Linked DNA regions of Mus musculus: region 2 is linked to region 1. The links are chromatin contacts, found by Hi-C or POLR2A ChIA-PET in ENCODE. All regions are on one chromosome and are shown on one strand. Each heading gives the region's core, a stretch centred on a gene start or an enhancer-like site at or near the end of the contact. The rest is flanking DNA. Distances are from core to core; before and after follow the strand shown. Region 1 overlaps LOC115488208 (a long non-coding RNA gene). Region 2 overlaps LOC115488208 (a long non-coding RNA gene).

What was found. A loop is a pair of places that touch in the nucleus more often than their neighbours do. ChIA-PET counts read pairs that join two places held with the same protein, here RNA polymerase II (POLR2A).
Region 2: a loop to region 1 is called in a map of v-Abl transformed pro-B cells, with 2.3 times the contacts of the local background. The contact joins two enhancer-like sites. A Hi-C loop is called at or near these places in 2 of 37 maps with a recorded cell type or tissue (adrenal gland and v-Abl transformed pro-B cells). POLR2A ChIA-PET finds 5 or more read pairs at or near these places in 2 of 5 experiments (Patski and embryonic stem cell).

What each region holds. Positions count from the first base shown.
Region 1 is chr13:54,310,714-54,316,381 of GRCm38, forward strand. The region is part of intron 2 of LOC115488208 (a long non-coding RNA gene); the gene reads right to left. It also overlaps a transcript of Cplx2 not described here. Among named protein-coding and RNA genes, the nearest start is that of Gm52068, 21 kb to the right of the region's middle. Within about 2 kb of position 2,263, at least 2 of the 3 ENCODE cell types and tissues checked have a DNase peak (open chromatin) inside an H3K27ac peak, as active enhancers do.
Region 2 is chr13:54,343,654-54,349,635 of GRCm38, forward strand. The region is part of intron 1 of LOC115488208 (a long non-coding RNA gene); the gene reads right to left. It also overlaps a transcript of Cplx2 not described here. Among named protein-coding and RNA genes, the nearest start is that of Gm52068, 13 kb to the left of the region's middle. Within about 2 kb of position 4,573, at least 1 of the 3 ENCODE cell types and tissues checked has a DNase peak (open chromatin) inside an H3K27ac peak, as active enhancers do.

The sequences.
Region 1 (5,668 bases), core at 1,013-3,512:
TCTGTTTAAGACCAGTGGGGATCTGAGCTTGAACTGTGTGGGTCAAGTCCTTATTGAGCCTCTTTGTCATCCTCTGCAGAAGAAAGCTGTGACACTGGACTGGTCAGATAGTGAGCCGTTTAAGACAGTGCTGAAACTGAGACCCTCCCCTGTGTAGTTAGAATAGCTAGTCTGTGAAAGGAGCTAGTCCGTGTGAGAATTGACGCTTTTCACTACCACAAGTCAAAACCTGCTCAGTCCTGGGTCCTGGAGAGCATCCTGAAGGAGCCCCTATTCCAACAGTGGGGCTAAGGGCCGAAGCTGTGTATGCTGAAGGTTAAACATAGTCACATAGGCTATGGGAGAGGGGTCAGTGGTCCTCTGAACCTCAGCCCCCACTTTGTTAAATGACCATTGTACCTGAAGTAGGACTGTTACTGGAAAGAAGACAGAGAGAGTCCAGGAGGAAGTGATAGGTTGCACTGGGAGGAACTGGGTAAGATGTTGCAGCCCCCCCCTCAATAGCCTACATCTGGTGCTCGGCCAAGAAGAGGCCCACCAGGCCCTGAGTTCAGCAGCTGGACAGACAGTTTATGGGCTATGGGTTGGGATCCGAGCTCCATGCATACCTCCATGTGAACTGGACCATCACGTCAACTGCCCCCCCACCTCTGCTCTCCGTTAAATTGGACCTCTCTAATCCTCAGTGTGTAAAGACAGGTCTACCAGACCATGGGAGCAGGCTCAGTCAACAAACACTGGCGAGATGCTGACATTGCCAGACCTTGGGAAAGGCCTGGGAACAGACACAGATGAGCCAATGCTGGCATCTTGCAGCAAGATTGGCACCACCAGGACTGAAGTGAGGGATGTAATTAGGATTTAAGGGGCTCTCATCTATGTGCCTCTGCAGCCAGGATCCAGCTGGCACACAGGAGGTAGGCACCATTAAAGCCCCATTATACAGAAGAGGAAGCAGAGATGCGGGGAGATGCAGTAGATATCCCCAAAGCCAGGACTAGAAACCAGACATGATTGACAACAGAATGTATCTGTTGACACCAGATACCCTGGTGGTACCACCCAAGCATTTCCTGAGCCAGTAAACAAGATGGGCAACAGCTAGCAGGTTAAGTGGAGAAGGAGCCAGGAGTTTGATCTGATGCCAGACAGAGGCCCATCCTACCCAGCCCTTTGCTGGAACTGATAAAAAGCAGTGGCAGCCTTGGATGGAGATCACAGTGACTGAGGACACTGGATGTCATGTTCACTTAGGAAGCCCAACCCCTGGCTGTACTCTCAACTAACTCCAAACCCTCTCTCCTTCTCTAGGAAGTTAAGCATCTCTGCTGTGCTATCTACTCTGCTTGGTGTCTGACTCTCCTGCATCCCAGCTCATCCAGGAAGCACAGGTAAGGGCACTGCCCAAGGTCATAACCACTCCGGGAGCCTCTGGCCTGGGACTAAGATGGCAGAGGGGGGGGGGGGTTACTCATCCTCTTCTAAGTCGGAGTGAGATGGTTCGGTCAGGGGATGGTTCGATGGTTCGGGCTTCATCTTTGGTATATTATCCTATCAAACACTTCCTCTTAAAGCCCAAGGTGGGCGTTCTCCTGACTGGTTCCAGATGAGAAAACTGAAGCTCAGAGAACAGTCCAGTGCACAGGGATGGCAGGTGGCTAAGGCTGAGTTCCTATCTACTGTTCTTGTCGGTGGTTCAGGAGCCCGTGCAGACGGGGACGCCACGGTCCGTGTTTAACAGATGAATGAGGCAACTGATGAGTCCTGTGTGGGAAAAAGAAGGTGGGACTGGGTCACCACCGGCTCTTTGCTCTTTCTGCTGACTCACAGCACCCTCCTCCTCTCCCTCCTCCTCTCTGCCCTCATCCCCTCATCTTGGTGTCCATTTCCTGCTTCTGCAAAGACAGAAGGACCATGGATGAAGCAGCCGACCTCAGCTCTCCCGCAGGTTAGCAGGCCAAGCTTAATCACCCCCACCTCTAGCCTCCTTCCATCCTCGATGTCTCTTCCCCACCACCCACCACCAGTGATCCAACGTGCATAGTTGTAAACTTGTTTCTTTAAATAAACAGCCTCGAGTTTCATAGCAAATAGTCTTTTTAAGAGGAGGAACCGTCTCCAGGCCACCTCATATTTAGCATACAGTGATCCACATATTTGCACAGAAAGAGTGTGTGTGGTTACAGGGATCGCTTGAACACTATAGATACCATGGCTCCTCCAGATGGGAGCTATTTCCGACACTGAGTCATTCACAGACAACTGAGGAATCCCAGGCTGGGCTCTGAGCCCCAGCACCACAGCCTCGTGGCTCTCTGCCTCATAGATGGGGGAGGGGCGAGGGAGAGAAATCCCATCGCAGAACAGAGATAGAGAGGGCATTTCCGTTATGAGAAAGGGAAACTCTCCCTTTGGTGTTTCCTCCACCCAGAGCAGTCCACCTTCCCAGGCCATGCAAGCCAACATGTCACTCTACAACTAAAAAAAGAAAAACCTGAGACTGAGGAGGGTTAGGGACCTTCCCAGTGTTCCACAGAGAGTCCATGACAGAACTGATACGATTACCAGCCTGTTGACCATAGCCAGCAGATCTTTCGCTCCCTAGCCACCTTCTGCAGCTCCCCTGAAGAGCATCCTGTCCCAGCATGAGGGTCTCTCAGCACTGCCTTCCTTGGCTCCTCTAAGTGCAGAGCTAAGCAGAATCTTTCTTACTTGAACTGCCCTGTGTTTGGATCAGGGCTCGCACAAACTGTGTGCTCAGTGCCTGTGGACTGAGCTAGAGTCAAACCTAACTCAGTAGCAATTCCTGGAGAACCTTAGTTCTCCGTTATCTCCACGTTCCTTCTTGTCTCTATGCCAGTTCTCTATCCATATAAAAATAGGCTCCCTCCTACTTGCCACCCACTTCTGCCCAATTCTATAATGAATCAATTTTATTAATAGGCTTTGGGATGGAAACTTAACAAAGGCTTTTTGTGAAAGTCATCATTTATCTCCCTATATAGTTCACTTCTCAAAGAATTCTAATAAACTAGTCAGGTGGGATTCAGCCCTTCCATAAAACACCATTAATCCTCCTCTCTTTCCCTCTCTATATACAATGTGTCTCTTTAAGCACTGGGGACCACAATGTATCCAGTTATTCTAACAGACAGGAGGAAGAGACACAAAGAGGGGCTCAGTTACATTCTAGCTGGCCACTTAAATGTCTCTAGATTTATATTGATTACCCAGAGACCTAGACAATTTAATTGTCATGGGGGATTAAATGAAATAATGTCTGAGTAGTACGGAGCAGGTCTGTCCTGGGTGTTTCGTGAAGGCTTGTGGGTACATAAACATCTGACTGAGACTGAAGGACTCAAGACCCTTACAAAGCCGACCCTAAAGGGGGAGGGGCCAGCCAGCTCTGCAGTCTGAGCTGCTGAGGCATACATCCTTCAGGAGGTGGCTGAAAAGGATAATAGTCACTACAATAGATCCCCTGCCAGCCACCTCAGGAGGGGCAGATTATTTGGGCTCCTGGTCATAGAGATTCCAGTTGTCGATCCCCTCTACCACTCCCCCACCCCAGTATGAACAGTGTAGTGGTGGGAGCTGCCCTCTCTTCAGAAGCAGGCATATGAGGTAACAGCTGTCCACCTGGTGAAGGATGGGGGTTGGATGGGGACCTATGACACACACAGGGACCTTCCACCAGGTAGGCCCCATCTCCTAAAGGCTCTACAGCCAGGCGCCAGCATTCAGACAACTATAGCAAACCTTGGGAAGAAGGTCAGAAGCAGAGGATCCCCTCTCTAGTCATTCACGTGCAGGAAGTGTTGCGCTCAGGGAATGTTGCGACTGGAATCTTGATGCAAAGCAAAAGCCCTCCTGGAGAGTCATGAGCATCTCCTGTTCACTGCTGGACTCTCTTTCTTGATGACAGTCTGGCTTAGGATAAATAAGCAGAAGTACACAGCAAGTGTCCCCCTGCTAGAGTTGGCTGACTTGGTTGGATTTGTGCAGAGGTATGTAATTGTGCCCAGTGTGTAAGAGGGCACAAAGTGGGCAGGAAAACTAGAAGATCGTTTCTCTTATGGGGTTTCACTGGTGTGGGAGAAAGACATAGGCCCAAAATGCAATGTGAGTGTCCTGCTCACCCCAAACTCATTTATTCCCCAGATATCTGTCTTTTTTCAGGGCCCCTTGCATTCTGAGTAGTGGTTGAGCCAGTTGCCTCTGAGATGATGGCTGCCATCCATGCTATGATGCCAGAGGTCTTAGCCCATCTCTACCATGGTCTTGAGACACTGTTCCTTTCAGCAGTGTCTCTGTCACTCTGGAGTCATAGTCACAGATCACTCACAGCCCACATCTTCATCCCAGCAGTTGCCTGGCTCCTGACCTCAGCTTGCTTTCTCCTCTCATTGCTGAGCTCGTTTGATCCCCTAACTTAGAGGTCCTGATCCCTATGAAGTGGGAGCTCCTAAGGGGAGCTTGGCCCAGTAAGACAGGAACCCATTGGTTTAAAAACATGGGAAGATCTGGACAGAATTTCAATAAGTCGTAAATATTTCTAATGATAGGCCACCTCATTGTACCTTCAACCATACCAACACTACTGCACACTTCCTTTAGTCTTGAATATGGCCCTGGTCCTCTCTGAGATGCCCTGAAATATCCTTAGAACATCATTTGGGGGTCTTCCTCATGCTGTAAGGCCAGATCTCAACTCAACAGTTATATCAGTGGCTGATGTATGAGCGATGTGGTCAGAGCAAGGCTTAGAAAGCCAGCACTCCCAGGGTATTTCAAGATGTCAAGACGAAACATTTCAAAATACCAAGGTGGCCAGAGTCCAAAAGCAAAGAACCAGGAAGGACAGCACAGACCCTCAGGAGTCTACAAAGAAAGTTGAATTAAATAGGACCAAGGGACAGGAACAGATGTGGGTTTGTTGATGTCCTTATGAGTCACAAGCTTCTGAGAAAGGGTGTCAGGAGACATTAATAGAACAACGTTGGTGGAAGGGAAGCCCCCCAAAAGCAGCCATGACTTCCCAGGCCCGTTTTAATCACAAATCTCTGCTTTCATCGTATTATATACTGGACTCCCGTACAGTTTTATTTTTAAAGGCGTCTTTGGACTTAAAAAGACATATATGTGAAAAGCACTGGAGTTGAAAAGGCTTAAACACCCATAGGTAAACATCCCTCACCCTCCCCAGCCTGGAACTCAGGAAGGAAGCTTTCCCATCTCTTCATTCTCGTCTGTAGAGCATCCTCCCAGGAGTGTGGGCTGCCTTAGCTGAGATGCAGCATCCCGAAGGCTGGCATGCACAGGATTGTCGCCATGCGAGATGACTTTGGGTGGTATACAGATGCGTGTTTGTTATTATATCAGCTCACAATCGATGCATATTGGAAATGTGGAAGCCATATATCAAACTCTGATTTATGGAAATAATGTAGCGTTTTCTTCGAGGATAAAATTGTGCATTTTTTAAAAAAAGGCAAATCAGTACAACGAGAATTGCCAAGTAAATGAATAGTACCTAGTAAGGCATACATCGTGGAGGTGGGGAATGAATAAAGCCTGGGAGGAGGGGGGCAATAATCTACATAAAACACCAATCATGGTCAAAACTTTGTGTTCCTGTTTTCTTCTCATCACTCAGCTTTCTTAT
Region 2 (5,982 bases), core at 3,323-5,822, 35 kb after region 1:
CACGAGGCCATCACTGCAGAAAGTCTGGGCAGGAAGTGACAGTGCGGTGCGGTGAGGTGCGGTGCAGTGTGCATGGTATTTCAGGAAGGCTCTAGCAAAAGACTGCAGGTTGAGTGAGGAGCTGTTGGGGGAGGGGGGAAGTATGAGCAGTATTCATGCCTGGAAAATACTTGCAAATGGGCCCCCACTCCAAGCCCTCTAGAGTCTAGTGTGAAAAGGGGGCCCCGCTCCCAGATTGTACCCAAGACTCCAGGGCTGTCAGCATGCCCCAGGTCGTGGAACCAGGCCCTCCTGAGCTGTGCCAGCCCCTTTACCATAAAGTACCTTTGCTACAGACTCCAAGCTCAGGGCAGCCCCCAGAGCCAAGCGAGGGGCTGTGACCCGAACCAAGGTATGCAGGACACCGTGTGTAGGTAGGACTGCGCTATGCTAGTGTGACAGACATACCAGAGGAACTAAGCTGTTCCATAGGAAACCTGAGGAAGCTTCCAGAGGGCTTACTGGCCTGGCTAGGATTTAAGAGGACAGGAGGCAGGAGGCCCTGTGCAGCCCATGGCCCCACCACCCAGGGAGGGCTGTGAGCCCACGGAGCACAAAACCGACTCCATATCTTGGGATCGATACATTAGTGCTTCCCCCAGACCACACTAGGAAAGCAACAACCGCAGAAGGGTGGGTGCCGGTGCTCCACTCCAGCCCTCTCCTCTAATTGCTGGTAAAGGAGACATTGACATCACCGCTCCATATACACAGCTTCTACTAAGCCAGCAGTGGCCTGTTGCCATTTATTTAGTAAACCAGTGTGGTGCTTGCTCTGTGCTAGGCCCCAAGCTTGGTTCTGAAACTAGCTGAACATCCTGTCCTCAAACAACCCTGAGACTGGCAGTGGACACCATGGTGGTAATGGGTGATAGGAAAAAACAGGGGGCCCCAGGAGACAGAGGTGCTACCATGTTCCAGGAGGATCCCCTAAGGAGGGACAGGGTACCCAAGAATAGGGAAGGTGAAGGAGGAAGGAAAACAGGGTAGAGAAGGAAGGATCCATCCAGGGATACAATGAGAGACCCAGATGGCTACTCATATTGCCAGTGTATAAAACAGGCTCAGGAGGTGCCTTGAACCAAGTGACTGGGGGTGGGGGGAGTAGGAGAAACATGGAGTCCAGAGAACAGGGGGCAGCTGGAGCATCAAGTGTGCCACCATGACTGAGGAATGGACCCGGAGAGCGAGGGTAAGCCGGTGCATGGTAGTGCCAGTAGCAGATGATTCTTAGGGCAGTGGACTGGGTAGGGCCTGAGCCTCCTCTCCTCATGGAAATGCAAACAAATATATTTAAACAGAGACAGAAATCACTCTAGACAGCAGAGGTGCTGCAAAAACAGAGCACGGTGATTGGAAGTGACACGGTGCTTCCCAATCAAGCAAACGGTGCGGTGATCACACTGGTAAAAGATCACTGAAGCCAGGAGGTAGGTATGGAGGGGCCAGGCAAACAAAGGTGTAGGGAAGGAGAGCCCCCTGCAAAGCAACAGCAAATGCAAAGGTCCTGGGGCAGGACCAAGCCTGGCAATTCAACAAGGAGCCTGAGTCTCTGGAGTGGGGTGGGTACGTGAGGACAGAGAGTAGGGGACTCAGAGTCATGTGGGTATTCAAGTCACGTGGGGCTTCGCATCCTACCGGTGGTGGTTTTATAACGACAGAGGCCTTAAAGCAGAGGTCTACAGCTAAGAGAAAAGGCTGTTGGTTCGTGTGACAAGGGCACCCACATGTCAGGAGTATAAACAGAAATCTATTGCTCATTGGGTACTGCTAATCTGTCCACTGCCATCAGCTATCTCCTCAATGGGCTCACAGTAGTGTCCTTTGTGTGGTGACTAGCAAGCTAACCACCCTCCAGCCGCGAGGGGAGAGTGGGCTCATCGGGCCTGATGGTGAGTCTCATGATAGGACCTCAGGGACTGTCTTCCAAAGGATGGGAAGCCTCCTTAGGTCAAGAAATATGGGTCCCTTGGCTCGTACATACACACTCCAGTGCAAATGTGCTCACAGGACTTTGTTGAACTCGAGGGGCATCAGTCTGGAGAAGACATGTGCACAGATCAGATTCCTGAACCTAGGGTGCTGCAGCTGAAGGCACCTCAAGAGAAGAGATGACAGAGGTTGATGGGTGTATGATCTGGTCCTGCCTGAGTCCTTGCATGAAAAGAGCCAGGGGGATAGTTTCGCCCACAGGAGGCCTCTTAGTGTGGCTACTTTCCAGCACGGTATCCCGGACAGGCCCTCAATCCTCCAAGGCTCTGTCCTTGGCCGTAAACTATACAATGAGCTCTCTGTTGCCAGTCCCTCCGAGGCTGTCTGTGGTAGCGGCTCTGCAGTGGGGGGAGGTGGGGTGACCACATGTCTGAAAGTGCAGGAAGCATGCGTTCCTTGTGAGGTCTTTCTTCACGCCATCTGTTTACTACTGAATGGACCGGGGATGGGCAGTGCACCAAATGGGCCACATGCAAATAAGTGTACAGCCCTAACACAGGGTCCTGCCACTCATCCAGACTGAGCAGTGATGTAATACGGCAGACATCTGCGGCAGGGCTGATTAACATTCTGAGGTTCACAAACAAAAATTTTTAGAGTCTATCTAAAGATTCCTTTGCAATCCATCAGACCTGGTGGGTTTAACACCAGCCAAACTTAGGGCCCTTAGGGCAAGAGGAGAGCAAGGGTCTTCCTCCTTGTTTACCTGCCTCCGTTACTCTCTTTCCCTGCTAGAGGGTTCAGCCACAGGGCCAGGCATGCTGGCATGGTTAGAACACTGAGACAAGTGCACCAGGCAGGAGGCGAGTGGGCCGAAGGCAGGCGGGCGGGCCTCAGGAGGCCCAGAGAGTATCCACAAGTGTGTTGCTTTGATTTGTTTTGGCTTGCTCTTCCTTTTCATCCATCTATTTTTTTTTAACTCTCCTGAGATTTTTTTTTTTTTTTTTTTTTTTTTTTTGGCTATCAGAGCTTTGGCCAGAGCAACTATCGATTGGATAAGTAGATGAGAGTCACCCTGAAAAAAAGCCTCAGCTACCAAAAACAGACTCCCCCGACCCCACAGGCCCTTAGCTGCACCAACACCCCTGTCCCCATTTACCTCCCTGGAGAGGCCACTTTGGGAAGTGCTACCTAGAAAGGTGAAAGTTGCTGACAGACTTTTTCAAGAAGAGTCTGAGCTGAGCTTGCAGAGGTGGCTCAAGCAGAGGACAAAAAAAATCAGGCAGGAAAGCAAGAGATCAGGGAGCTAGGCAGAGGCTGGAAGACACACCTAGGGGGCTTCAGGGTGACGCATGGAGCGTGAAGAAGGCTGAAGGCAGGGTGAATGAGAAATGCCAAGAGGAAGAGAGATGAATGAGGCCACACACATTCGGGAATCCAAAGGTAACATCCCTGGGAGCTGGGGGAGCCCAGAGTACCTCCCTGGTGGGGAGCCTGCGGCAGGTGGCTGTCCCACTCTTTTCTATCACCCTGGAAGTAAGAAACCTCCTCCAAGGGTTTGAGTGGCACCGTCCTCACTGAAGTACACAGGAGTGCTGCTCATCATTATTGGTTAGCATCCACTTGGCCCTGCATCTCAGAGTTGGGAGAGCAAGATGAGTCAACAGGAGGGTCTTGGTGACTTTGCATTAGGGAGTAGTCCTGCTCAGGGCAAAAACTGTGTGGGCCCCTGGGAAACAATCACAAGAGAAACGGCCTGCAGGGAGAAAGAGGACTAATGCAGCTTCAGGATGCACAGGAGCTGACTAGGAGGGAGACTCCATTACAGCAAATCAGGCCTCCCTGGGCACCCAGCTTACCCTCCTCTACTGCATCCCCACTGTAGGGCCACAGAGGAGTGGCTTAGACACCCCAGCTGTCTTAGTCAGGGTTTCTATTCCTGCACAAACATCATGACCTAGAATCAAGTTGGGAGAGGAAAGGGTTTATTCAGCTTACACTTCCACATTGCTGATCATCACCAAAGGAAGTCAGGACTGGAACTCAAGCAGGTCAGGAAGCAGGAGCTGATGCAGAGGCCATGGAGGGATGTTACTTACTGACTTGCTTCCCCTGGCTTGCTCAGCCTGCTTTCTTATAGAACCCAGGACTACCAGCCCAGGGATGGCACCACCCACAATGGGTCCTGCCACCCTTGATCACTAATTGAGAAAATGCCTCACAGCTGGATCTCATAGAGACATTTCCTCAAGAGATGATCCTTTTTCTGTGATAACTCCAGTGTGTGTCAAGTTAACACAACACCAGCCAGTACAGCAGCCATGGATCCACCCAAGTGAGAACACCTTGATATGGAGATGGCCCTTCACACCCCGAAAAGCTCTGAAGATGATTGCCACTGAAACCAAAGCCCGTTGTCCTCAGCTCTGAAGAGTCAGGTTCCAGATGTGAGCCTCTGGCAGCCACACTGTGGTCCTGGCTGCATCTCCAGATCCGTGGGCAGCGTAAGAAGAGGCAGATGTATTTTGACAAGGCTGCCACAGCTTCAGCAGCATCCTAAGTCAAAATAAGCCCTTGTCTTGGGCAGCCCCTGGGACGGGCTATTTCTGCAGCATGTTCCCGCTTCCCAGGGGAGGGGGCTAAGGAGTGATTCCAGCTAAAAACAGAAGCTGCCTTGGCTGGAAACTGCAGTATCCTGCTTGATGGCAGTCACTTCCTCTGTCAGGAACCTAGGCCCTTCAGTGTGGGCTCACATTTCCTGGGAGGTACAATGGCTGATCCACACTGAATCTGTCCACTGCCAGGGAGTGGCAGAGAGTAGAGATGAGCCTTCACATGTGGGTAAAGCTTCACCTGCGACAAGTGTTGAGTCTACAGAAACCTGGACGGGTGGCTGCTACTGTTCCACTTTAGAAAATGAGCCAACTGTAGTACGGAGAGGCAGCCTGACCCTGAGGGACCATTAGGGAGAGGGCTTGATCCAATGGCTGTCAGGTTCTCTGGGTGGGAAGAAAGCTTGCAAAGAGCTTTCTCAACCTGACCAGGATCAAGGGGCAATACCAGGGTTTCCATTCTCAGTGCCAGGCAGCTGGCTGTCACTTCTACACACACATCGCCTGATTACAATCCTTTGGGAATGAGAATGGCACCTGAAATTCCCAAGTGCCAGGACTCGGGGAAACTGAGCATCAAGTATAGATATCGGCGCCTTGAGATAAGATTCACAGAGGAAGCCTTCCTGACATGTCGGCTCTCTCAGTGTGTGCACCTCATGGGTATGAGAAGACCCAACATGCCTTTAACATTCCACTCTTATTTCACCGCCTGTAGGGCAAGCTTCAGCCTCAAGGCCTATCCTGAGATGGTACTCAGCAGCCGGAAGCTCACTCCGTGTTCCCATGGCATCTTTCTTGTTGCTTTTGTAGAGATTGTTCATCCTGTGCACAGAAGGAACGCGGGCTTGCTGGTTTAAAGTGGCCCTCTGAGGGTTCTTTGAAAAATAAATGCAGTGAAGGGCTTTATTTTTGTAAGTGAGTGCATTAGAGAGAAATGTTAAGTCAACAGCATAGGTGCCATGCAGACATGGCAAAATGCACAGAGGTGCTACTCCAGTGAGTGACGCCAGGGACACAGAGCTCCTCGCCCTTATGTCAGGCCCTGGCGCCGGCCACCATTCCCTGGGGTTGTCATGATGGTCACCCGAGCGCAAAGAGGTGGAAAATCTTTACCATCCCTGGCCTGAGGTCTGCACTCACGCACAGTGCCTGAGACTTGGCATAGATCATCTCTGGTGTTATTATAATGCTGGCATCCGCTCTGCAAAGTGTCCTCAGAGAGGTGAAGTGACAAGCCTCACAGGAGGTGAGCCTAAGGCACACAGGACTTGCCAGGGCCCAGATAAGAGCCTCTCAAGGTCTGTTCCCTTTCTGCTGCGTCCCTGAGCTCTTATCCACCCCACCCTTGACCTGAGCTTCTCCTGAGTCACCAGTCCCTGTTCCTTCCATTGGTCCC